Regions from separate parts of the Mus musculus genome. Here regions 1 and 3 are each linked to region 2. Evidence: chromatin loops called from intact Hi-C (ENCODE). Cell type or tissue: gastrocnemius. All regions are shown on one strand.

Evidence for each region. Hi-C counts contacts between places; a loop is a spot of excess contacts. Peaks named below come from ENCODE experiments on the same cell type or tissue, not always from the same donor. Only the 100,000 strongest peaks of a DNase experiment are listed, where the experiment ranks them.
Region 1: a loop joins it to region 2, with 7 times the contacts of the local background. A loop is called at or near these places in 16 of 42 quality-filtered maps.
Region 3: a loop joins it to region 2, with 3 times the contacts of the local background. A loop is called at or near these places in 16 of 42 quality-filtered maps.

What each region holds. Positions count from the first base shown.
Region 1 is chr8:107,420,203-107,428,202 of GRCm38, forward strand. It overlaps Nob1 (NIN1/RPN12 binding protein 1 homolog), which reads right to left and starts at 4,836. Exons shown (of 9, transcript NM_026277.3): 1 at 4,764-4,836; 2 at 4,536-4,668; 3 at 1,280-1,410. The coding sequence starts at 4,826. In gastrocnemius, no CTCF peak of the experiment used is centred here; DNase peaks (open chromatin) are centred at 4,891 and 5,613; H3K4me3 peaks cover 2,468 bases; H3K27ac peaks cover 2,261 bases.
Region 2 is chr8:107,100,444-107,108,443 of GRCm38, forward strand. No RefSeq gene overlaps it. Among named protein-coding and RNA genes, the nearest start is that of Terf2, 7.9 kb to the left of the region's middle. In gastrocnemius, a CTCF peak has its summit at 4,293 (motif pointing right); a DNase peak (open chromatin) is centred at 4,299.
Region 3 is chr8:107,433,175-107,441,174 of GRCm38, forward strand. Wwp2 (WW domain containing E3 ubiquitin protein ligase 2) reads left to right here and starts at 3,196. Exons shown (of 24, transcript NM_025830.4): 1 at 3,196-3,267. It also overlaps the pseudogene Rps26-ps1. In gastrocnemius, no CTCF peak of the experiment used is centred here; DNase peaks (open chromatin) are centred at 3,225 and 3,412; H3K4me3 peaks cover 1,821 bases; H3K27ac peaks cover 1,835 bases.

The sequences.
Region 1 (8,000 bases), 320 kb after region 2:
AGGCAGGGTCTAAGGTAGCTCAGGCTCACCTTCCTTACACTCATTAAATAGAGCATCCACCTTGAACCTCTGAGTCTCCAGAGCACTGGGATACAGGACAAGTGAGCTCCACTCTCCACATAACACTGCTACTAACTGAACTCAGGCTTCAGGCATGAGACAAGCACTTAGTAAGAAGCAACATCCCAGCCCAAGGCTATTGTTATTTTTAAGCTTAAGTAAAAGGACCCATGCAGTTGAGGGAGAAAACCAACTCCCATAGGCTTCTGACCCTTCTAGCAAGCTGTGGTATGTTCACACACACAACACACACACACACACACACACATACACGCATGCACAAAAGAAATGAAATACAGAAAATAAACAAAGAGCTGGACCTGGTAGCACATGCCTTTAATCCCACTGCTCTGGGATGCAAGCAGGTAGGTCTCTGTGAGTTCAAGGACAAGCAAGGCTATATTATGAGATCTTGTCTTAATACAAAAAGGGTTCAGGTCCAAACTGGACAACATAGTGAGACCCTGTCCTATAAAGATCGGTTAATCGTGTATATGAGGAAGACGGAGTAGAGTGAGGTGCCACAGCACACAGGTGCCCACACGGAGGTCAGAGGACGGTCTCTCTGGGACCCACTTTCTCCGTGTGCCTTGTCTTTGTTTCAGGCAACGTCTCTCCTGTTGCTTCCTGCCGATTCTGCCGCCTCTCTCATCAGAATGGGAGCACTAGAACTGCCAATTCTAGCCAACGCATCTACCCTTTCACAGAGGCTCAGTCATAGGTCATCGTGTTACAGGGCTCTAGCCGGCCGGCTTTGTCTTTATTTTAATTAAGAGCATGTAATAAAGACACACGGGAGAAGCTACATGTCGCAAAAACAGCAGAGACCTCCTAGCTGAAAACAGACTGGGTTGTGGCTCTGCATGATGAAACGATTACTGTGGATGGTAATGTAGAAGTGACTTATAAGGCCACCAAGGCCACTCTAATATTCCTTCTTTCACACTTGACAGTTCCTATAATATAGAGTACACTAAAAAAAACAAAGAAACCTGGGGCTGGAGGTGGCTCAGTGGTTAAGAGCATTTAGTGTACAAGCCTGAGGACTAGGGTCCCACTCCCAGCACCGGTGTTGCTGGTTCAGTGGTTAACAAAAGCCTGTAATTCTACTCCCCTTCTGGCTTCCACAGGCATCCTCCCCACCATGCCAAAAGCATAAAGCCACACACAAATTTCAAAACCAAACCAACCAACCAAACAATCCAACCCCCTCATTTACCTTCTCTGGTTCTTTTTTTAGATGAGACACCCCGACAAATTCTGCTTCCAGCTGGTAAGTCAGAGCCAGCACCTGGATATCTGTGGCAGAGAGGCTGGGGTAGTCCCCAGTTTTCTTGGAAAACTCAGTTACTGCAAGCAAACAAGAGATTTCTATCTTTAGTTAAGGGCAAACTGACAAGTCCTTGGATAACCACAGCATGGAAAGAACACATGTAGGGCCCAGAGAGATGGCTTATCAGTTAAGAGCACTAAAAAGGACCTGGGCTCAGTTCTCAGTATCCTCATGGTGGCTCACAACTGTTAACTCCAATTCCAAAGGATCTAACACCCTCTTCCAGCCTGAGAGCACCAGGCAGATACATGGCACGCATACATACATCATACATAGATACAGATACACACACACACCACACACCACACACCAGAACAAATGCCGTATGGGCCACTGAAATGATGGGCCACTACAGAGTAAAGGTGTCTGGCAGCAAATGCGACCACCTGAATTTGGTCCTGGGCGCTGCATGGTGGAAGGAGAAAACCCATCCTATCAGGCTGCCCTCTAACCTCATCTAAATTGTGCCATGCACAAATGTTTTCTTCTCGAAGGACTTAGAATCAATATTCCATCTGGGGGAGGTGGCTCACTCCTACGGTAATCCTGGTACTCCATGGAGACTAAAAATTAAAAGCTATCTTCAGCCTCATAAAAGTTCAAAGTCAGCCAGGCAGTGGTGGCACACGGCTTTAATCCCAGCACTCAGGAGGCAGAGGCAGGCGGATTTCTGAGTTCGAGGCCAGCCTGGTCTACTGAGTGACTTGCAGGACAGCCAGGGCTACACAGAGAAACCCTGTCTCGAAAAACCACCACTGCCAAATAACCAAACAGCAATAAGAATCTGTATCCCATAAAAACAGCGCCATCTACTTTCTCCTCTGTGACTGAGAAGTCCGCGTTCACCACCACCAAGCCCCGCCCGAGTGAGGTAGCTCTAAGGTGAGGTTCTCATCCCTGAGATCGGGGAACAAGGCAAGGCTGACAGACAGAGCTCCTCGGGAAAGCACGGTTATCAGTATACGCCTTTCTTCTTTCTAAGCTCTACTCTTTACTTCTGTACAGCAGCCAGATTAACAGAGGGTTTGAGTGCAGGATGGGACAGAAAGTTACCTGGGCTGTAACCACGGCCTCTGATGAAACCGAGAGAGGCACTGTGTACTAATGGTCGGTCTTTTGTGGTTTTTTTGTTTGTTTGTTTGTTTGTTTGTTTTTCAGAGCTGAGGACCGAACCCAGGGCCTTGCGCTTGCTAGGAGAGTGCTCTACCACTGAGCTAAACTCCCAACCCCTAATGGTCAGTTTGTTAAAGATTTTAAGAACAGCACACTATACTTGATCCACAGTGAATGGCACCGGCTACTACAGTGTTTGAGACACTGTCAATAAACACACAATTTTCTCATATCAGAAAAGTGTCTTCTTATAATAACGGCGTGAGTGACAGACACACTGCTACATTTCCTATAAAAATTGGTATTAATAGCAGGGCGTGGCCGTACATATCTTTATTTTTATGCTTATGAATGGCTTTGATATGTATACATGCCAGTCTGTCCACCACGTGTATGCCTAGTGCCCTCAGTTCAGAAGAGGGTGTCAGATGCCCTGGAACTGGAGTTAACAGATGGCCGAGTTGCCATGTGGGTGTTGGGAAGTGAACCTCTGCTTTTCAGAAGAGCTCAGTCACCTCTCCAGTCCCAGAATGGTACATACCTCCTTTAATACTAGGATGTGGGAGGCAGATGTAGGCAATTCTGAGTTCAAGGCCAGCCTGGTCTATATGGAGAGTCCTGAGCAAGCTGGACATAAAGAGGAGAGACCCTGCCTCTGCCTCAAAACAAACAAGCTTCCTTGGGCACCCAGCAAATGTTCCCAGTATCTGTAGTAAGATTCACTTACTTGCCGGCCAGTGCTGGTGCATGCTTTTGGCCCCAGCGCTGGGGAGACAGAGGCAGGTGGTTTGAATTTGAGGACAGCCTGGCCTACAGAGTTCTAGGTCAGCCAGGGCTACACAGAGAAACCCTGTCTCAAAAAAACAAAAACAAAAACAAAAACAAAACAAAACAAAAACCCTTTTTTTTAAATGCATGTGAGTGCTTTGTTAGCATGTAGATTATATGTTGACCCATTTCCTCCCAACCGTATCCTATGAGGTACTACTAGTATTTTGGAAAGTTGAAGCCACTTGACAGAGACCCTGTAACTATCAAGTCGGAGGGAAAAGCTACAGAAACCACTGCAGAGCAGGTAGAGCCCTGACCACCATCTGCCTCAGTGACGCCTCCACTCCCTACTAACCTGGATTCCTGAAGAGGACGATGACCCCTAGGCAGCTATTTTTTTTTTTTTTCAGAACTAATGCAAGCCCTAAACACATCCCCTTTCCTTTTTAAAATTTGTTATTTTTGAGATGAGATCTCACTACATATATAGCCCTGGCTTGCTTGGAACCTCTGACTTCAGAGGGCTTGGACTAAAAACATGTGACATCACACTGGGCCCAATCCCCTTTTATTTTTAATATGACAGTCTCACTACCTAGCTCAGGCTGGCCTGGGACCCATGACCCTGAAACCTATCTCCCCGGGACGAAGACTGCACCACTGTCTATATCGTGTGCCTTTTTCTTTTCTTTCTTTATTTATTTTTGTTATTTTCGAGACAGGGTTTCTCTGTGTAGCCCTTGCTGTCCTGGAACTCACTCTGTAGACCAGGCTGGCCTCAAACTCAGAAGAAATCCGCCTGCCTCTGCTTCCCAAGTGCTGGAGTTAAAGGTGTGCGCCACCACGCCCAGCCTGCATGCCTTTTTCTGAGTTGAGGTTGCCTCCACTGGAAACTATAATCACCCTACACACAGGACCACAGATCTAGGTTCTCTATTTGTAATTCACCCAGAGCCTTCTGTATACTTGTAGAGCGCTCTCGCACTGAGTCTTAGGAGTCTACACAACTTTACCTCATGTGTCCAATTTGCTAGACACTTCTCCAAGAGGTATATCCGCATGGTCTTCAGTCCTCGCGGAGGGGAGGCAGATATTATTACTATTTTCACGATAAAGCTTAAAGCCTGTGATACACCGTGGAGCGCACGGCTGGCACTATTAAAGCCAGGCTGAACCGACTGTCTCTAAAACAAACGCTGCCTGCTACCGATCGGGGCGGGTCTGTCTGCCACAAGGCTGGGCCGGGGCACTCACTCACCCAGCCGCACGTACTCTGGGAGAGGCTCCTTGAACCGAAGCTGGTAGGGCAGCACTGCCAGCCGCCTGCGCGTGGCCTTGTCGCGAATCTCTCGCACCACCTCCCGGATGGTGTAGATGTTCTTCCCGATGTCCTGGGGACAGACCGGCCCAGTTATCCCGCTCGCCTGACCCCACACGCATCCCTGGAGGGCCTCAAGCCCAGGCCCCGCGGCGGGATCCCCAGTACCTGCAGAGGCGCGTCCCTCAAGAAAGCTCCGGCATCAGCCACAACGTGCTCCACCGGCGCCATGTTGGCTGTCAAGGACAGACCGCGCATGCGTATGGAGCCTGCGCCGTTCTTGGGTTTGCACAGTAGTCTTCCTCAGACCGGAGGAACAGCTGCTGCGATTTCGCGGCGCCCCCTAGCGGCCACCGGCCACCCCTTCAGGACTGCGCGCATACACAGCCGCGCCGCTTGCCCTGCCTGGGGGGCTATGTGCATGATTAAAGTTGAGGGACTCCTTAAGTAATCGTCCTCGGAATTCATAGAACTTTCTTTACTTTTAAAGGAAAAACCTGTAGATATGGCATATGGTTGAAAGTCAGTAGCTAGAAACAACAAATCACAACAAATCAGTAGGGTATATTCGATTTTACAAGCAAGGAAGCCAAGCTGACTTGGCCAGATAACCTCCGAACTGACTTGAAACCACTTTTTAAAATCCGTTGTGTTATACAGCCACGCAGTCCTACTTTATTTGAATATCTTGGGACAATGGCTGTATTACTTTATACCTTTGCCCCATCTCCCTAAGCAAGGCACATGATTTTCTAGAAAATCGAACAGAAGGGGTAGTAATGACTATTAATGACTTCCGATTTTCCTTTCAATTCTGGGATTAGGAGATCTGGGCTACTACATGCTGGCAACGCTGATCTGAGCCTTTAGCAACTGCTTTCATTTACTCATCTGTCCCGTATCAAAAACCCTTCAGTGCCGGGATGGTACCTTCGTCTGACTTAAATATTTTCTGCATCCCCAAACATCTTAAATTACACGGGGGGTGGGGTGGGGGAGCATTCCAGGTGCTCCTGTGGGGGCTGGAAGACAACCACAGGAGTCAGTTATCTCCTTCTGCTAAGAGACTGCTATGGGGGCCGGGCGTGGTGGCGCACGCCTTTAATCCCAGCACTGGGGAGGCAGAGGCAGGCGGATTTCTGAGTTCGAGGCCAGCCTGGTCTACAAAGTGAGGTCCAGGACAGCCAGGGCTACACAGAGAAACCCTGTCTCGAAAAACAAAACAAAAAAAAAAAAAAAAAAAAAAAAAAAAAGAGAGAGAGACTGCTATGGAATACAGGTTCTCAGGCTAGGCAGGTAAAGATGCAACTTGCTGCCTCTTCATAGCCCTGGCTGTCCTTGAACTCAGAGATCTGCCTCCTTCTACCTCTCTTGCTCTGGGATTAAAGTTGTGACCACCAAACCTAATCCCCAAATATTTTATATCACCAATCTTCCTACCCCTCAATCGCTCCAATCTCTAGCTTCCAACAGTGCTGCCTGTTCTGAAATAAGACCCCAGTTGAAGACTATCCAACTTTATGGAAAATTTTCTCAGTGTTTTGGAATCCTTTCTCAGCTAGCTCCACTCCTCTGCAGGAGCTGACACTGCCTACTGTAGCTTCTTTCAGGATTTAGCTGGTTTTGGTGATTCTTTGCCTTCTCCCTGGCTTCTCACTCTTCATCCAATTCTCTCCTTTTTGCCTTGCAAACACAGTACCTTCTACCTAACTTTTTGCACCTTCATCAATTCAAGTTCTTTTCTTCAGCAAATAGCAACTATCTGCCAGGTATTAATGGCCACAGTATACAAACTCTAATCATGTATATATGTGAGTTTTAAATCTGTGCGTCCGTGTGCGTGTGTGCACGTGCGAGTGTGCGTGCGTGTGTGTGTGTGTGTGTGTGTGTGTGTGTGTGTGTGTGTGTGTCTGTGTGTGCGCGTGCGCGTGCCACTCCCCGTGGGCTGAAGTCACAGGCACTTGTGATCCACCTAATCTAAGTGGTGGGAATCTAATTCTTTCTGGTCTGCTTTTAACAGGTAAGCCATCTGTCCAGCCCTAAAAGGGCTCTCTCGAAGCATTTATGTCGCTCTTGCTCTCTTGCTCTGCCCTCTTGCTCCTGCTCCCCCTCTCTTCCCATTTCCCTCCCCCCTCTCCCTCCACGTGCTCATGGCCGGCCTCTACTCCTTTCCCTCTCTCTCTTCCTTTCTTTCTCTGTCTCTACTTCCTCAACTACTCCCCTCCCCATGCCCTGAATAAAACCTATTCTAAAAAAAAAAAAAAAATCATGTATGTCCAATCCTTGTCCCAAGTCCACTCTTCCTAGGAAGTTCCATCTGAAATTTCCTAGCATCTACACTTGTTAGAGCTCCAATAATTATTATCTTAGAGTCTTTCTATATATCGCTGATGGACTTAAACTCAAGAGTTCTGCTTCAGTGCTGATATTACAGGCATATGCTACCACTTCCTAGTCCTATTTTATTTAACTTTATTTTATTTTTTAAGGCATTACCAACAAAAGCATTCAAGGTAGGCATCTCTGAGCCATCCTCCTCCCTTCCACTCACCAACAACCAATGTTCATTGCACTACAGAATGTCAACATCAATTCGAGATGTTTGTCTGCACCCTTCCACCTCTGCTCTCTCTCTCTCTCTCTCTCTTGGTTTTTCAAGACAGGGTTTCTCTGTATACCCCTGGCTGTCCTGAAACTCACTTTGTAGACCAGGCTGGCCTCGAACTCAGAAATCCACCTGCCTCTGCCTCCCAAGTGCTAGGATTAAAGGCGTGTGCCACCACCGCCCGGCTTCAGTTTTCTAAATCAAATTTTTATCTCTTTCCCCGATTTCTCTATCTGCAATGGACTTTCTACATTGACCTAAACAGTGAGTGAAGATACAGGAACCAGAGTCTAATAAAGAGATTTACACAAGTTGATGAAAGATTCTGGGGTTTCAACCCTAGAAGAAAAACTGACCTAAAGCTAGTCCTGGTGCCTCATGCAGACAGCCCCATCACTTTGGCTTGAAGGCAGGATCGCTGACATGTAGGGAGATTGAGAGTTCAGGGTCACTCTTGCTTACATATCTAGTTTAAGTCGAGCCTGGGCTACAAGTGATTCTGTCTCAGATAAATGACACAGAAGACTCTGATGTGGGTCAGTGATTCTGAAACTCAAGTGTGCATCAGAACCCCCTGTTGAGCTTGTACAAATGAGCTCACTGGGTCTCAGTTTCTGACATGGTAGGTATAGGCAGGACCTGAAAAGTGACATTTCTGGTGGCCCAGGGGATCTAAAATCACCTATTATACAGAGTTTAAGGCCTGCCTGGGCTACATGGGACCCTAACTCAAAGAAAACATAAAAGGACAAGGCTGGGTGTGGCTGTTCACGCACAGTATGCTTGTGATGTTGTCAATC
Region 2 (8,000 bases):
CTGCCACTTTGCCTATGTGATGACGTCTTCTTCCAGACAGAAGCTTCTCAACTGCATGAGATTCCACTTAGTACCAAGCACCCTTCTTCCTTTTCCTTTCTCTTCCTCTCTCTTCCTCTTCTTCTTCCTCCTCCTTGAGACACGGTTTCTTTGCGTAACAGCCCTGGCTGTTCTGGAACTTGATTTGTAGATCAGAGCTGGCCTTGAATTCACAGATGTCTTAGCATTCTTTAGAGTCACAGAACCTATGGGATGTCTCTCTATGTATTAAGGAAAATTATTGGAATGACTTACAGTCTGCAGTCCAACTAACTTAACAGTGGGCAGCTGTGAATGGGAAATCCAAGAATCTAGGAGTTGCTCAATCCCTGGGTGTTTCACTTGGCTTGGTCTTCGGTAGAAGCTGGATTCCTGAATAAGTAGGTTCCAACAGATGTGCTGGCAAGAAAGTGCAAGCAGGCAAAGAACAAAGCCTTCCTTCTTCCAGAAGTATGGTCCAGATTAAAAGTGGGCAACACCATGCCTGAACTTAAACTGTGCTTCATTTGGCACTTGCTCTGTCCCAGGCTAGCCTTGAACTCCGAGATCTGCCTGCTTCTATCTCCTGGATTAGATGGGTATACCAACTTGCCTGGGCATAAGCTTTTCATGGCCACTATGCCTCAAAGTCTGGATCAAAAGTTTGTGTTTTCCTTCCTCAAGATCTAGATCACAGGTATGTCCTCCATTTCTGGATTGTAGTTCATACCAGATACAGTTGAGCTGACAACTGGAAATAGCCATCACAATCCAACCCTTGTCAAGCTGAAACAAATCATATTTCATGTCCAAATGGAAACAATAACCAGGTCATAAATACTCCTAACATGACAGAACTATCCCACATATAACTGAAAACACATTGTAAATTTAGAATAGGTCAATGTCCCTTGGGAAACATCCTTTTCATGACAAAATAAAACAGAAGCACTCATGTCACTTACAATCCTTGTTTTTGCGACTGGTCACATGGCCTTAGATGGTATTTATAACTACACACTCTGTATTTCCTCTACCGTCTGCAAGTACCTCAGCAGGTCTTGGCTCTTTTCCTGGAGGAGTGGCCCATACCTTCATTCCTGATGGGTCTGCGTCCTTTGTCATCCTGCTTGGATTAGGCTGCTGTAGTTTCCCATTGACTTTAATCACAGGACATGGTAGTACTAAGAGACGCCCTAAGGGATCTCCCACACTCTAGACATAATCCTGCTTACCTCCACTGCGGAGAGGCAAGCCAATTTCCCCATGGTAATCTGGATCTAGCACCCCTCCTAACACTGTTATTCCTTTCTTACCCTGTTGGTTTAAGAGCGTTACAAGCCCAAAATGACCAGGGAGAAGTCTGAGCTTCCACTTCAACAGAATGTTTGTTGTGGCTCCTGGCAGGAGCACTCCTCCCTCTGGAACTAAAACTTCCAGGCCTGCAGAACTCAAGGTTGCAGGAACAGGCAGCAAGAACTCTCCTAGTGGGTCACTAGGAGTGATAGTGAGTGGAGCTATTCACTTTTCCACTCCTTGATCCCTAGACCCATGCATTCTAACTATGGGAGAAATTGTACCATATATTGGACTTTGATTCAAAGCATATTCTGCCTTTTGGAGAATTCTGTCACAGCCCTCCAGGTTCCTGCTACCTAATTGGCACTGTAACTGTCTTCAAAAGACCATTCTATTTTTCTATCAGGCCAGCTGCTTCAGGATGCTGAGGAACATGGCAAGACCAGTGGATTCCATGATTGTGGGCCCACTGTCGCACTTCTCTGGCAGTGACATGATTCATTGGTCAGAAGCAATACCGTGTGGAATACCATGATGGTAGACAAGGCATTCTGTAAGTCCATAGATGGTGGTTTTGGCAGAAACATTTTGTGCAGGAAAGGCAGACCCAGAACCAAAATAGGTATCTACTCCAGTAAGAACAAAATGTTGTCCTTTCCTTGGAGGAAGTGGTCCGATGCAGGCAAACTGCCACCAGGTTGTTGGCTGGTCACCTGGAGGAATGGTGCCATATCTGGGGCTCAGTGTTGGTCTTTGCTGTTGGCAGATCTGGCATTCAGCAGCAGCTGTAGCCAGGTCAGCCTTGGTGAGTGGTAGTCCGTGTTGCTGAGCCCAAGCATAACCTCCATCTTGGCCACCATGGCTACCTTGTTCAGGGATGGCTGAGTGTGGGACTGTGAAAGGCAGCCTGTTTTCTGGTCGAGCTCGGTTTTAACCCCGGAGATCCAGCAGATTAATCTTCAAGGGATGAAAGGAAGTTTGCTGCATCCTCCCAGACACTAGGCTCCGGACACATGCCCACGCTCCTTTCTCAGCTCTTCCGAGGCATACAGCAGCATCTGGGATGTCTGAGAGCCTGAGAACCTATTGTCCTCGGCCTCTGCGCAGGCCCAGGGACCCTGAGCCAATTCTGACAGGCCTGAGGGGACCTAAGACTGGACTTCCCCACCCCTGGAGCAGGGTCTTGAGGCTTCTCACAGCCTGTGCACAGTCAAACTTCCCTCGTCCCGCTTCACCCAGAGGCCCGAGGCCTGGGCGAATCTTGCTGACTGTCCACAGAACGGGTCATCTTATCCACTTGGTTATTGAACCCCTCCTCAGCTGAAGTCACCTTCTGATGAGTATTTACATGGGACTCTTCATATCCTTTTCCCATTATAATAACCACTTTAGATCACCTTGCCTCTGGCAATTCAATGCTGCCACCTGGCCTCTGCTACCTTGGGGCCCAATTAAACCCATTGCATTTAATTCATCCAATTGAGCGGCAGCATCTCCAACCCTAAGGTCTGGCACAAGGAAAAAGACAACAACAAAACTCTGCAAAATGTGCTGGTGCCTCATCTCACCAGTTTGTGTCTTATTGGATTCGTGAAGGACATATCTTCTGGGCCTTCTCATTTTGAAGGATTAGGCTTTACACAGCGTACCCACTCTAGAACTGCCATTTCCCTGAGCCAGGAAAAAAAAATCCCTCCATCAACACTAAGCCAAAAAATATCCGGCATCTTCAACTCCTTTTCAGGAGGCCACCTTTTGATAAACGCTTCAGCCAACCAACCAAACTTCTGACACCTTTTTAAATTGTGGGTGTTTCTATATTAAACCTAGAATCTAGCCCAGGCTAGCCTCAAACCCCTGAGTTCCCATGCTTTCATTGCCGAGTGCTGATATTCCAGAGCACCTGGAGCTGTTCTAACTTTTTAAAAGTCCCAGTGTCACATGGCTGAACCAATGTCCTCTAGCTACTGTAAAAGTGATTTTTTTATGGCCTGTTATAATTGTCGTCTCTGCGGCTTACTACCTCAGTCCGCTACCCTAAGCCTAGCCCTAGACTCTTCTAGCTTCCGTACAGTCATATCTAGGCCTAGTTGTATCTAGGCCTAGAATATTTTCAGCCTCTGGGATCTGCTGCTGAATAATTTCACTCTTTCTAATTCTTTTTTTTTTTTTTTTTTGTCCAGAGACAAGGTTTCTCTGTGTAGCCCTGGTTGTCCTGGAACTCACTCTTTCTAATTCTTTTTTGTTTGTTTGTTTGTTTTTTTGAGACAGGGTTTCTCTGTATAATCCTGGCTGTCCTGGAACTCACTTTGTAGACCAGGCTCGCCTCGAACTCAGAAATCCGCCTGCCTCTGCCTCCCAAGTGCTGGGATTAAAGGCGTGCGCCACCACCGTGCAGCTCTTTCTAATTCTTTATGAGCTCTGCCTGGCTGGTTCAACTCAGTTGTTCTGTTCAAAGCCCCTCTCCAAGCTGACTGATTCAATCTGGCTTTGGCACTCACTCTGTTCTAATCTTCTGATTTCTTCTCATTCTCTGGCTCGTTCTGTCTTCACCTATGTCTAGCTTGTTCTCTCTCTGCAAACTGTCTCTGTACCACTGTCTCAGTAAAACTGCCTTCTCCCTTTTTCTCTGCCCTGTCTCTCTTAAGTAGCTTCCCTTTCCTCTCTTCTCCAGAGAGTTCAGCGTGTGCTATTCTGTAAAATCTTCTCGTATTCTCTGCCACTCAGACCTCACTTTGAAACATGAGTGCTTCTTTCTACAAACTAATTTTACCTTCGTTGTTTGGGATTAAAGATGTGTGATGAGGGCTGAGGCACACACAACTAGAAATAGTTTTTTTTTTCCAGCAAACAACACAATCTGGAGGTTAACAGGGTGATCAAACGTCCTGCAACAATCTCCCACAAATACCCAGAAAAGTCTAGGGAACTGCTTTGTGGAATTCGGTTGCTTCATGAGCTCCAGTGTTCTCCAGCAGGGGGCAGAGTGGTGTAGGGGAAAGGCCACCATCGCTGGGTGAAGAACAGGCAGGCCTTAGACCTCTGCTTTACTTACTGACTTGGGTAAAAATTTAAGTTTTGGGAGTCAAAAATTTCCCCTGTCTACTTGAGAGGCCAGTCTACCAAACAGACAACGTATACAGCTTTAAGTAGGATGTGAACATGAAATAATGCCTGCAAATACTACTGAATTCAACAATGAGCAATCAACAATGCTTGTTTTTGGCTTTGCCGACATGTGAATGTAAATATGTGTATGTGTATTTGTGTATGTGCAGATATGTATGTGCCATGTGTGCACATCGTGTGGGTAAGCCTGAGGTTGGCATAGGAGTCTTTCTTTTACTTTACTTTATTTTTTGTTGTTGTTTTTGTTTTGGAGACAGGATCTCACTATATAGGCCGGCTGGCCTGGGACTCTCTATGTAGAGGAGGTTGTATTTGAACTCACAGAGTCCTGCTTGCCTCTGCTTCTCAAGGGCTGGGATTAGAGGTGTGGCGTGGTAACCTGGCCCCAGCACAGTTTTAAAAGTTAGTAATATCCATTGTCAGGGAAGGCGCCTTCAGCAGCGCTATTGATGGTGGGAGCAGCAATCCATACAACCTTTAAAGATACAAACTCAGAAAGGAACAAGCCATCATTAGCTATACAAATTCCAATTTTAGAAATTATTCCTGGAGGAAGGATCATAAATGGGCACCACAGTTTGAGGGTTTTTCATCGGGGAATCACTTATAATTTAGAAAAATTAAATTATGGTGTGGACCATATTTAGGAATCTTATTCTGTGATTTTAAAAAACGGCATCCCTGTCAAACTAACTAACTACCTACCTACCTAACTACCCAACAGTTATTTAATGCTCAGTATATAAAGGAAAAAGAATAGAGCAATAGAAATATTTAATATATAAAATATCTCTGGATCATGGGCTACTGGCGCCTGCCTGTAACCTCAGCTGAGGCCGAGGCAGGAGGATCTCAAGTTCTAGGCCTGTTTGGCTACAGAGCTGGTTCATCTTGAGCCTGGGCAACTTAGTAAGACTTTCTGTCAAAATAAAAGTAAAAAATCAAACATCAACACTAACAAAAAAGGAGAGGGAAGGACAGCAAGATGGCTCAGGGTGTGTGTGTGTGTGTGTGTGTGTGTGTGGGCAGCTCTGATGGCAGCAAGTCAATTTCTGGATCTCAAAGAGGAGAGAAGCTACTTGAGATCTTTCCTCTCCTCGGACTTTACACACACACACACACACACACACACACACACACACACACATACACACACACACATACACACACACACACACATACATACACACACACACACACACACACACACATACACACACACATACATACACATACACACACACATACACACACACACACATACACACACACACAGAGGGGTGGGGAAGGTAGAAGGGAAGGAGAGAGAGAAGTGGGGACTGGGAGGAGGATATGACACCACATGCCTGTAATTCCAGCACTTGGGAGTCCTAACTGTCATAGCCTGGTCTGTACATCGGTTTTAGGCTGGCCAGGCACACACAGTAAAACTGCATCAAGAAGACAAAACAAACAAAAAAACAAAACAGTGGAGTTGGAGAGATGGCTCTCTGAGTGTAGCATGTTCGTTCAGAGGATTTATGCTCATTTTCTAATACCTACATCTGTACAAATGTCCAATAACCTCTCTGGCCTCCTCTGGCTTTGTGCACATCGTACACATTCAGACATCCACACATACAGATAAATTAATGAGTAAATAAAACTTCTTTTAAAAGCCAAATAAATAAATGAGATGCTGGGCAGCAGTACTTTAATCCCAGCACTCAGGAGGCAGAGGAAGGTGGATCTCTGAGTTCAAGGCCAGCCTGGTCTACAGAGCGAATTCCAGGACAGTCAGGGCTACAGAGAGAAACCCTGTCTGGAAAAACAACAACAGAGGACCAAGCCATAGCTGTTTACCAAGCAGAGGATGGGTAAGCCCTTTGGTCTAACCCCCAGTACTGTGAAAATAAAGTAATAAAATAAAATACCTATGACTATTTGTTATTTATATCAGCCTGTGCTAGGCCAATGCTTTACAACCTGTGTATCATCACTACACTAAAATCCAATAAAGGAGTATTTTTGTTCCAGATTTATAGATGGAAGACAGGATTCAGGGAGTTAAGTGACTTGCCTAAGACCATTACAAATATCTGTATGAATAGGATATTTTATTTATTTACTTTAGATAGGGTCTCATGCATTTCCAGGCTGGCCTCAAACTCACTGTGCTGCTAACCTCAAACTTCAGATCCTCCTGCCGCCTCTACCTTTTGAATTCAGGGATTACGCCTCGAGCCATGATGTCTGTGTACTTCAAAGAAGTTTCAGAAAGAAGCAGCCTGGGGTAGTAACACATACATAGAGGGCTGCTTTGAGTCCTTGACCAGCTAGGAACTGTAACAGGACGGTCTTAAATAAATAAATAAAGGAAGAAGGAAAAAGTTATGACTATATATAGTATCAACCTATTATATATAAAAAGTCTAAGTACATTCATAATATATACATATATTTACTATGGGAAAAGATTATGGAAGAATGTTTAAATTTTTTAAAGAAATGTTAAAAATGTTTCAGCATAATATTTTTATTGAGTATTTGGTAATTTCACACAACATTCCCTAGTACACTCACTTCCCAGTCCTTCCAGGCCTCCCCTGATACCTTTGTGCTTCCCCCACCCTCACCCCCTCCAAGAAAGTAGAAAAAAAAACCCTCAAGTTCAATTTGTGTTGCTCATATACTCACTGGAGCATGGTCAAACTCTGGCCATCCCCTTAAAGAAAATGGAGTCCTTCTCCACCCATCCCTTGCCAGAAGCCATCAGTCATGGAGAGCTGCACTTCAGGATCTTTATCACCATTTTTAAGTATTACTCTCTTCAATGGCTTCCTGTCTAGGCTGTTCCTTTTGGGGGGTAGTTAGAGGTAGGAGCTGTGTCAGAAGCTTCCTATGACTCTCTTTCTCCAAAGTGTGTCTGAAGTCATCGATACCACCGCAAAAGTAGTTTCCTTGCCCTTTTACAGTCAATGGAAGCACAAAGGAGGGACACCCATATGGCCTCCGGCATCAGCAGGTCTCCTTCAGGTGGCAATACAGACCACAACGCGACTCGGCTTTTGGTGGTAACATAGGCAGGCCGTGGACACCAGCACAGCCTTTGGCTGCAGTAGGACCACAGACGCCAACATGGTCTCTGGCGCCTGGTGGCTGCACAGACCACGGACATCAACGAGGCTTCTGCCAACAACCAGAACCACGGACCCTAACATGGCTCCTGTGATAGCGCAGACTATGAACATCCATCCCACCTGGCCTTCCATGGTAGCATGGTCCTCTGCTGGGTCACCTTACTCAAACTGTGTGGTGTGTCTCTGTACTTTCTTTCTTTTTAAATTTATTCATTATATGTAAGTACACTGTAGCTGTCCCCAGACACTCCAGAAGAGGGCGTCAGATCTCATTAAGGATGGTTGTGAGCCACCATGTAGTTGCTGCGGTGTGAACTCAGGACCTTCGGAAGAGCAGTCAGTGCTCTTAACCACTGAGCCATCTCTCCAGTATTTTCCATTGTTAATTCTGTACAGGCAAAGAATTAAACACTGGTTGTAATAAAGATCTGACTA
Region 3 (8,000 bases), 330 kb after region 2:
CTACAGTGTACTTAGATATAATAATAAATAAATGTTAAAAAAAAAAAGTCTGGTTGTGCTGAGGAGAGGAAAGATGTGGGAATTTCTCTTTTGAGATAGGAATACAGAGTTTACAATTCTATACATGCCCTGTGGCCAGGCCCTCTAGTTGCCAGGAATAAGGGAGTTTCCATTGCAAAAAAAGAAAAAAAAGTTGTTGTTTTTTTTTTAAAGATTTATTTGTTTTATTTATATGATCATACTGTAGCTGTTTTCATGCACACCAGAAGAGGGCATCAGATCCCATTACAGATGGTTGTGAGCCACCATGTGGTTGCTGGGAATTGAACTCAGGACCTCTGGAAGAGCAGCCAGTGCTCTTAACCTAACCGCTGAGCCATCTCTCAAGCCTCCCACTGCAAAAATTAAGAGTTGTGGGACTGAGGCTTCCTGAAAAATCCCTTAAGAAAGATTCCGACCTTTGAAAAACAGGGAAGGCCTGGGGAATCTGACTCTATGCCACAGGAAGGGACCCTGGGATAGAGGCCATCATCCCCAGCCAGAAATCAGACTGTCAGCCCACTGACTGATGAAAGTGGGATGGGGAAAGCTCAGAGTAGTGTTAAAGGGCGTACAAGGGACAGGAACTTGTCTAATATCCTAAGCCTTTCATCAAGGCACTTGCCCTTATTCTGATGTCTGCTATTCTGCCTTGTGGGCTAACTCATCTGGACAACAGCAATATTATTGGGGCTCTGCGCCTACCTGGTGGCCATGTACTAACGGTTTGACTAAATGTGCCTTTTCTGATGTTTTCCAAGCTGAGTAGACAGGTTGATCAGGATCTAGAGGTATTAAAATTTTCCATGTCTGAATTAAAACAACAGTTGGATTCCCTTGAAGGAATGCTCATATAAAATTGGAGAGAATTGGACATACTTCTTAGGAGATAAAGGAAACTATCTATGTATGGCTTGGGGGAAGACCTGTCGTTTTTTTAATGGTAATTGATCAAGAGTAATTAGGAAAAAAGTCTTGTCATGTAGAGGAAAACTTCAAAAAGAAAAACAGATGAAGACATAAATCAAATAGTACCTGTCTCTATCTTCTTGGTCCCCTGGCTAACTAGTCTGTTATCAGCACTGGATGGATCTTTAATTCTCATTCTGATTGGCGGAATGATAGGGCCGTGCATCTTAAATTATGTGGCCGGTTACCTATCAGTGTATCTGTCCAGTAAAATTAATGGTCCTTAGGACCAACTACACTTCTTTCTTTCTTTCTTTCTTTTTTTGAAACAGAGCTTTTCTATGTAGCCCTGGCTGTCCTGGAACTTGCTCTGTAGACCAGTGGTGGCCTTCAATTCACATAAATTCCCTTGCTTCTGCCTCCTGAGTGCTAGGACTGAAGGTATACACCACTGTCTGGCCAATTACACCTCTTCAGAGTAGGGTGAGTCCATGACTTGACTCATTCACTACGAACTGACTCCATGATGGAAGTACCACTGTGGCCATAAAACTCAGCACACAGACAGCACCACCTGCCAACATGAAAACAGAGACGGGGGGGGGGGGGGGGGGGCAGGTGAGATGGCTCAGCGGGTAAGAGCACTGACTGTTCTTCCGAAGGTCCTGAGTTCAAATTCTAGCAACCACATGGTGGCTCACAACCACCCATAATGGAATCTGGCGCCCTCTTCTGGTGTGTCTGAAGACAGCTACAGTGTACTTATAATAATAAATAAATAAAATCTTAAAGAAAGAAAGAGAGAAAGAAAGAAAACAGAGACATAATCCACCAAAGTCCCCAGTTCTGGGAAAGTCTCTAGATGCATTCATCTCGCCTTTTGGCTTCTGTAGTTCTGTTGCTGTTTCTGCTAACTGGAGCATGTCGACCCAGGACGCGAATTTTGCGCTTAAAACCTCGCCCCGAGAAAGGCTTGATACTACACAGGGATCCTGAACACCCAGTGTAGTCACAGGGTGGCTAATAAAGACTTTCTCTTGGTAGATACCCCACAGCAAAGACACCGGACACACAGGTGGTACACAGATACACTTCAAGAGAAACATCTATGTAATAAAATACAAATGAAAATGTAATATTTCAGTTAACAAAAACCCAACAAAAATCCAGGTAATCAGAACAATTAACTCGGTGGTGGATGCCAGCCTAGGTTACATAAAATCTTGCCCCACCTGTCTCCTCTCTCACCCCTAACCCTCCACCCCAATGGTATAAACTGGTAATCCTAACTACTCAGAAGCTAAGGCAATGGAATTAAAAGTTCTTGGCCAGTTGGAGCATTTAAAATAAGACCCTGTTCCAAATAAAAACCAGAAAGGAAGCAAAATGGCTGGGAACATAGGTCAGTTGGGACGCCCTGGACTAGTCACGTTCAACTGTCAATCTTGCAAAACCCAGAAAGTTTCTGTTGTCCAGGCTACGGTGAGGTATGTCTACAATGCCAGGAATCAGGTGGCCAAGGACAGCGCTGGGTTCCAGGTCAGCCAGGGTTACTTACATAGATTCCCTGTTTGTTAATTCATAATGTTCAGTTTACTCCGTAGGGGAGGGGAGCGGGGGGGGGGGGATGGGAGTTGGTTCCCCATGGGGAAGACACGTAGGGACTCCGGAAGTTTTGAAAGGGTGTCAGGTTGTCGTGTGTCATGTCCCATGCTCCACTCCCGTCCCTCTTTCCAGTTTTGCTTCTTGGAACAACAGATGCCTTACAAAGGCCAGGGCATTTATACTTCTAGAACTGAGAACAAGGCCTTACAGAGTTGGCACAAGCTAACGACATTACATGGGATGCTCAAGTTTGATCAGTATACATCTGTGGTACCAAAACATCCTTTGCAAATTTGGGGACATGCTTAGAGTTACACGGTTTATCTGACACTCAAGTTTGGAGGGGGGGAGCGTACTGTTTTTTATCCAGCAACTCCTTCAAGACTTGACTTAACTGATCGGATGGTCTTCTCCCACCTGTACCATGGCGGGAAAACAACTGTACTTGCTTCCAAAGGCATACATAAAGACCCCGGGGCCCGGTGAGCCCTTATTTTATACGTTTGCTCGGGCACAGCCCGGGTGATCCTTGCAATCCCGGCCCTGAGCGGGTCAAACGCTCGCCGCCCGGGTCCTAGGTGGTCCGCACCTGCGCGCCCCGGCCAGCCTCTTCCGGGTCAGGTGACCGCGCACGCCCACGTGACCCGGCCCGAGTGCGGGCGCTGGAAGGCGGAAGTGGAGCGGAGTTAGGCGCCGCTGGTGTGGCCGCGGCAGGTAGGTGGCGCGGGGGCACTGGGGGGCTCGGCAGCGAGCGGGCGGCGCGGGGCAGCCAGGGGGCGGCGGGCGGCGCGAGGGGCCGGGGGCGGCGCGGGGCGGGCGCCGGGGGGCGGCGGCTTCCTGTGGGAGGGGCCTGGCGCGCGGTTCCGGCCTCCGAGGAGGGATGTCCCGGCTCGCGCCCGGGCGGGGTGGGCGCGGGGCCCGGCGGGAGTCGCCCGCTGGTGGCGCTTCCGGAAGGAGACCCCCAGCCCCGGGTGCCTGCGGTGCGGAGGAGCCGTGTCTGTCTGGGAAGGGGGCCCGACCTCAGCCGGGGAAGACTCATTTGCTCCCTGGAAGGGGCTGCCTGGGAGTGGGCGTCTGGCTTGTAGGGACAGGGAGAAAAAAATCTGGACGATGCGGCCTGGACCCCATTCCAAGAGTCTTTTTTCCTTCCGTCCTCTTTAAAAAGGATGGCGATCCGGGACTTTGATACCGGTTCTGTTCAGTTCTTTAAACTTCAGGAGGGATCCCTGAGTCTTGATCGTCTGACTCTGGTCACACCCACTTTGCCCTGTTTGGGTAGGGTTTCCACTTGTTGGGAACCTTGCCCATCAGATCGTCTTTCTTTGAGATGCTCCCGGATCGGGTCATCTTGGAGGCCACCAAAAAAAAAAAAAAAAAAAAAAAAAAAAAGACGTGTAGGTGCTTTGCTGTGATCATAACAAGACTTTTAACCTACACTGTTGTTGGCGACCTGGGCCGGCGTTACCTCAGCAACGCATTGACTGCTGAAGTCATGGACAGTTGAAAGTCTGCCCATACCGATTTGAGACCTCTCAAGCTTAAATTATGCAGCTTCCTTTACCATGTGACTGCTTATCTTGACCAGCTGTGACTAGGTGGGGTGACTGAGAAGTTTCTCTTGTGTTCCTTAGAACTGTGACCTAGATCGTAGTTTTTGAGGTTAAAAATACCCATCTTAAGATTCTTCATCCTCTAGGCCTAGGCCTGAAGATGGCTCCAAGTTCCAAGCCAGCCTAAATAAACAAACAGGCCACCCTCTTTTCCCTTCACTTTTGCTAAGGTTTGCAGAAGTGAAGCAAAGTTTATGAATGCAACGAAGGTCAGGGTTCAAATGGGACATTGACAGGAGCCAGAATCACAGGTCGCTAGGGGGGAAAAAGCACTTTGCATTAATATATTAGGAGTTGAAGACTTGGGGGGTATATTATAAGCATTTAAAAGTTAATTTTTGTAGCAGTCTCGAGAAGTCATTCACACTTTATAGATAACAAGCTAAGAGAATTGACTTAAAATAAAAGATGTATTTTTATTTGTGTGTATGTTCCTGTGTGTATGTGCCCACCAAGGACAGACAGAGCATTGGGTCCTTTGGAGCTAGAGATACAGGTGGTTGTGAGCCTCTGGATTTGCATGCTGGGAACTGACCTTTGGTCCCGTGGAAGAGCAGTGAGTGCTTTCGCCTGCATCTCTTTAGTCTCAGCCTGCCTGACATCCTCATTTTGTTTTTCTTCCTTGTTTACTGTCTTCCTGCTAGGACTGTAAATCATTCAAGGGCAGTGATCTTATTTTACCTGACTTCTTTGGCTACTAGCCCCAGGCCTGGTATGTTAGGAGTACTTGGTCAGTGTTTGAGAAGTAAATGAGTTTTTAAAGGTCACACTGCTCGGTGTATGTGGAGAACAAGGGGTTAGAGCATAAGTTTCCCGTCCCTTTCTCTGTTTAGTGTTACTGGTCTATGGAAAGCCAGAACCATGAGGAGAAGGCTTCAGTTGGCTTGTCAGTCTCTTAATTTTTTGTTGTTGTTGAACATTGCACCTTCCCACTTCCCTTCTTTTTGTAATTTTTTATTTTATTTTTTTCCTTTTGAGACAGGCTCTCAGTAAGTTGCCTGGGGTGGCCTCAAACTCCTGTAGCTCAGGCAGGCCTTGAACTTGTGATCCTTCTGCCTCCAACACAACAGTAGTTAGGATTTGAGGCCAATACCACCAGGTCTATCTTAGTCTTTCATTTAGTGACTACATCCCCATCTGCAAAGAACTGATACCAGATTCTCATTTATTTTTATTTTGGTTATTTATTTGAGACAAAAGTTTTACTGTGTAGACCTGGCTGGCCTAGAACTCATAAAGATCCAGCTGTTTCTACCTCCCAAGTGCTGGGATTAAAGCTGTGCGCTATTTACTATGCTCAACCTCTCTCCCTGTCCGGTCCAGCCAGTCCCCTCCCCTCCCTTCTCCCCCCTCCCCTCCCTTTCTCTCTGAGACAGGGTCTTTTAGCTTTTTGATAGAAGGTAGGTTTTAGCCCAGGCTGGCCTCAAACTGGTTATGTTGTGGAGGAACTTACGATAGATTCTCTACCTTCCAAGACCTGGGGTCGCAGGCCTTCATTCACCATTGTGCCTGGCTCAGCGTCTCGTCTCATTCATTTCCAGATCTCTGAAGGTTGCATTGCTTCATTCACAGATGAAGAACTGAGGCTTACTGAAGTCCTGATATTAGATTCTGGAACTAGTAAATAAATGCAAGAGTTGGCTCTCTCCTTCTATGGGTCCTGGGAACTGAGTTCCAGTTGTCAGGCTTGCTGGCAGTCACCTTTACCCAATGAGCCACTTTCTCTATAACCTAGGTCTGTTCTTCTTAGACCTATTACTTTTAATTCATAGAAGCGATAAAAAGTTTCTTTTTTTTTTTTTTTTTTTTTTTTAAAGTACAACTTCCATTTTATTTTTCCAGGGTAGTTTTCCTTCTGTCCTTACAAAACGGCCTCTTTACATGGGCTTTGGTGGAGGTCGAGGTGCAGCGCCAGCAGGTCTGAATCGTGGTGGGGGTGTTCGGTCCTTCCGGGCTTCGCGGGATCGATTCCTAACAACCTTGCTATGGATGGCACAGCTCACGCAATAATGCAGCTTGACATAGAGCTTGGGAAGCACGTAGGCGTCGAAGACGCTTGCTTCAGATATGTCCCTGACAGCAGCGGCTTCTACAATGTTCCGAATGACAAACTTCTTGATGGCCTTATCCTTGGGCACGCACCGGGCGCAGTTCGTGCAGCGAATGGGCTGCACATGGCCGCGGCCCTTTTTGGCACGACCGTTGTTTCTTCTTTTTTTGGTCATCTTGGAGCCAAGACTCGAAAGAGAAAAAAAGTTTCATCTTAAAATATTTTTAAAAATATGCTATTAGGTTGGGTATAAGTGCCTGTAATCCAAACACTTGGGAGGCAGAGGCAGGAGGATTACTGGGAGTTCAAATGTTCAGCTATAGCTTGGGTTATGAAAAGAGGAAGAAAGAAATGAAGGAAGGAAGGAAAGAAAGAAAGAAAAAGGGAGGAAGGAAGGAAGAAAGAGAAAGAAAGACGTAGAAAAAATAGAATAGGATAAGAGAAAAAATTATAATTGTACAGTGTAACTGATAATGCTGAGAAAACCCTGCTTGCTCTATACTTGTGTACAGTCTCATCCCATTGCAGGGTAATTTATAAACTGAAGAAGTTGGTCTTGGGAATGGAGGCTGGAAAGTCTGAGATGGAGGGTGTGATGGTTTGTATATGCTTGGCCCAGGGAGTGGCACTATTAGGAGGTGTGGCCTTGTTGGAGTAGGTGTGTCACTGTTGGCATGAGCTGTAATACCCTTATCCTAGCTGCCTAGGAGCCAGTCTTCCACTAGCAGCCGTAAGATGAATATGTAGAACTCTCAGCTCTGACTGCAGCCTAAACACTGCCATGCTCCCACTTTGATAATAATGGACTGAACCTCTGAACCAATAATCCAGCCCCAATTAAAGGTTGTCCTTTATAAGACTTGCCTTGGTCTTTGTGTCTGCTCACAGCAGCAGTACATCCCTAACTAAGACAGGCTCTACTCTTGGAGGGCCTTCCTGCTAAGTTATTCCATGGTAGAAGGCAAGAGAACAAGTGTATGCACAGAACTAGCGGCCCTGGTAGTGTTCTGTGAGCACCAGGCCTCTCAGGACCTCATTTCTCAGTTCCTCCTTCCAGCCTGTTGCACTAGGGTGCAACACATACACTTTGGAGACCCATTCAAACCATAGCTTCTGCCACAGTTGTCTTTTCCGAGGAAAATATTCTTCCTTCAGTGGATGGTTGTACACCCCTACTTTATTACAGGCCTTGTTCTGGAGTTTGGCTGTTCAGTATGGAGGCTGATGATCACATAGCTGTCAAAGCCTGGTACAGCCTATGAATGTCAAATACATCAGAATTTGGAGATTCAACACGAAAACTGCAATGTTGCATTGATTTTTGTTTGCTTGTTTGCTTGTTTGTTTATTTGTTTGGTTTTGTGACAGGGTTTCTCTGTAGCTTTGGCTGCCCTGGAATTCACTCTGTAGATTGGGCTGGCCTCAAACCCACAATGATCTTCCTGCCTTGGTCTCTGGAGTGCTGGGATTAAAGGCATGTGCCACTACTGCTGGCTCCAACCGATGTTTTTATATTCTAGTAAAATCATATAAATGTAATCTATAAGTGGTAAAATTTTATATTTACTGTGTTAAAGACAATATAATTAAATGAGTTTCAGCAGGGTGTATGTAGTGACTCATGCCTGTAATCTTAGCAGTCCTGTTTTGGGGGTGGGAGGGGCAGGTCTCACACTTGCTCAGTGTTCAGACTTTCTGGAATTTATGTTGTAGCTCAGGCTAGCTTTAAACGGACACTCCTTCTGCCTTAGCCTCTTGGGTGCCAGGATCACAGGTGTGCTGCATCT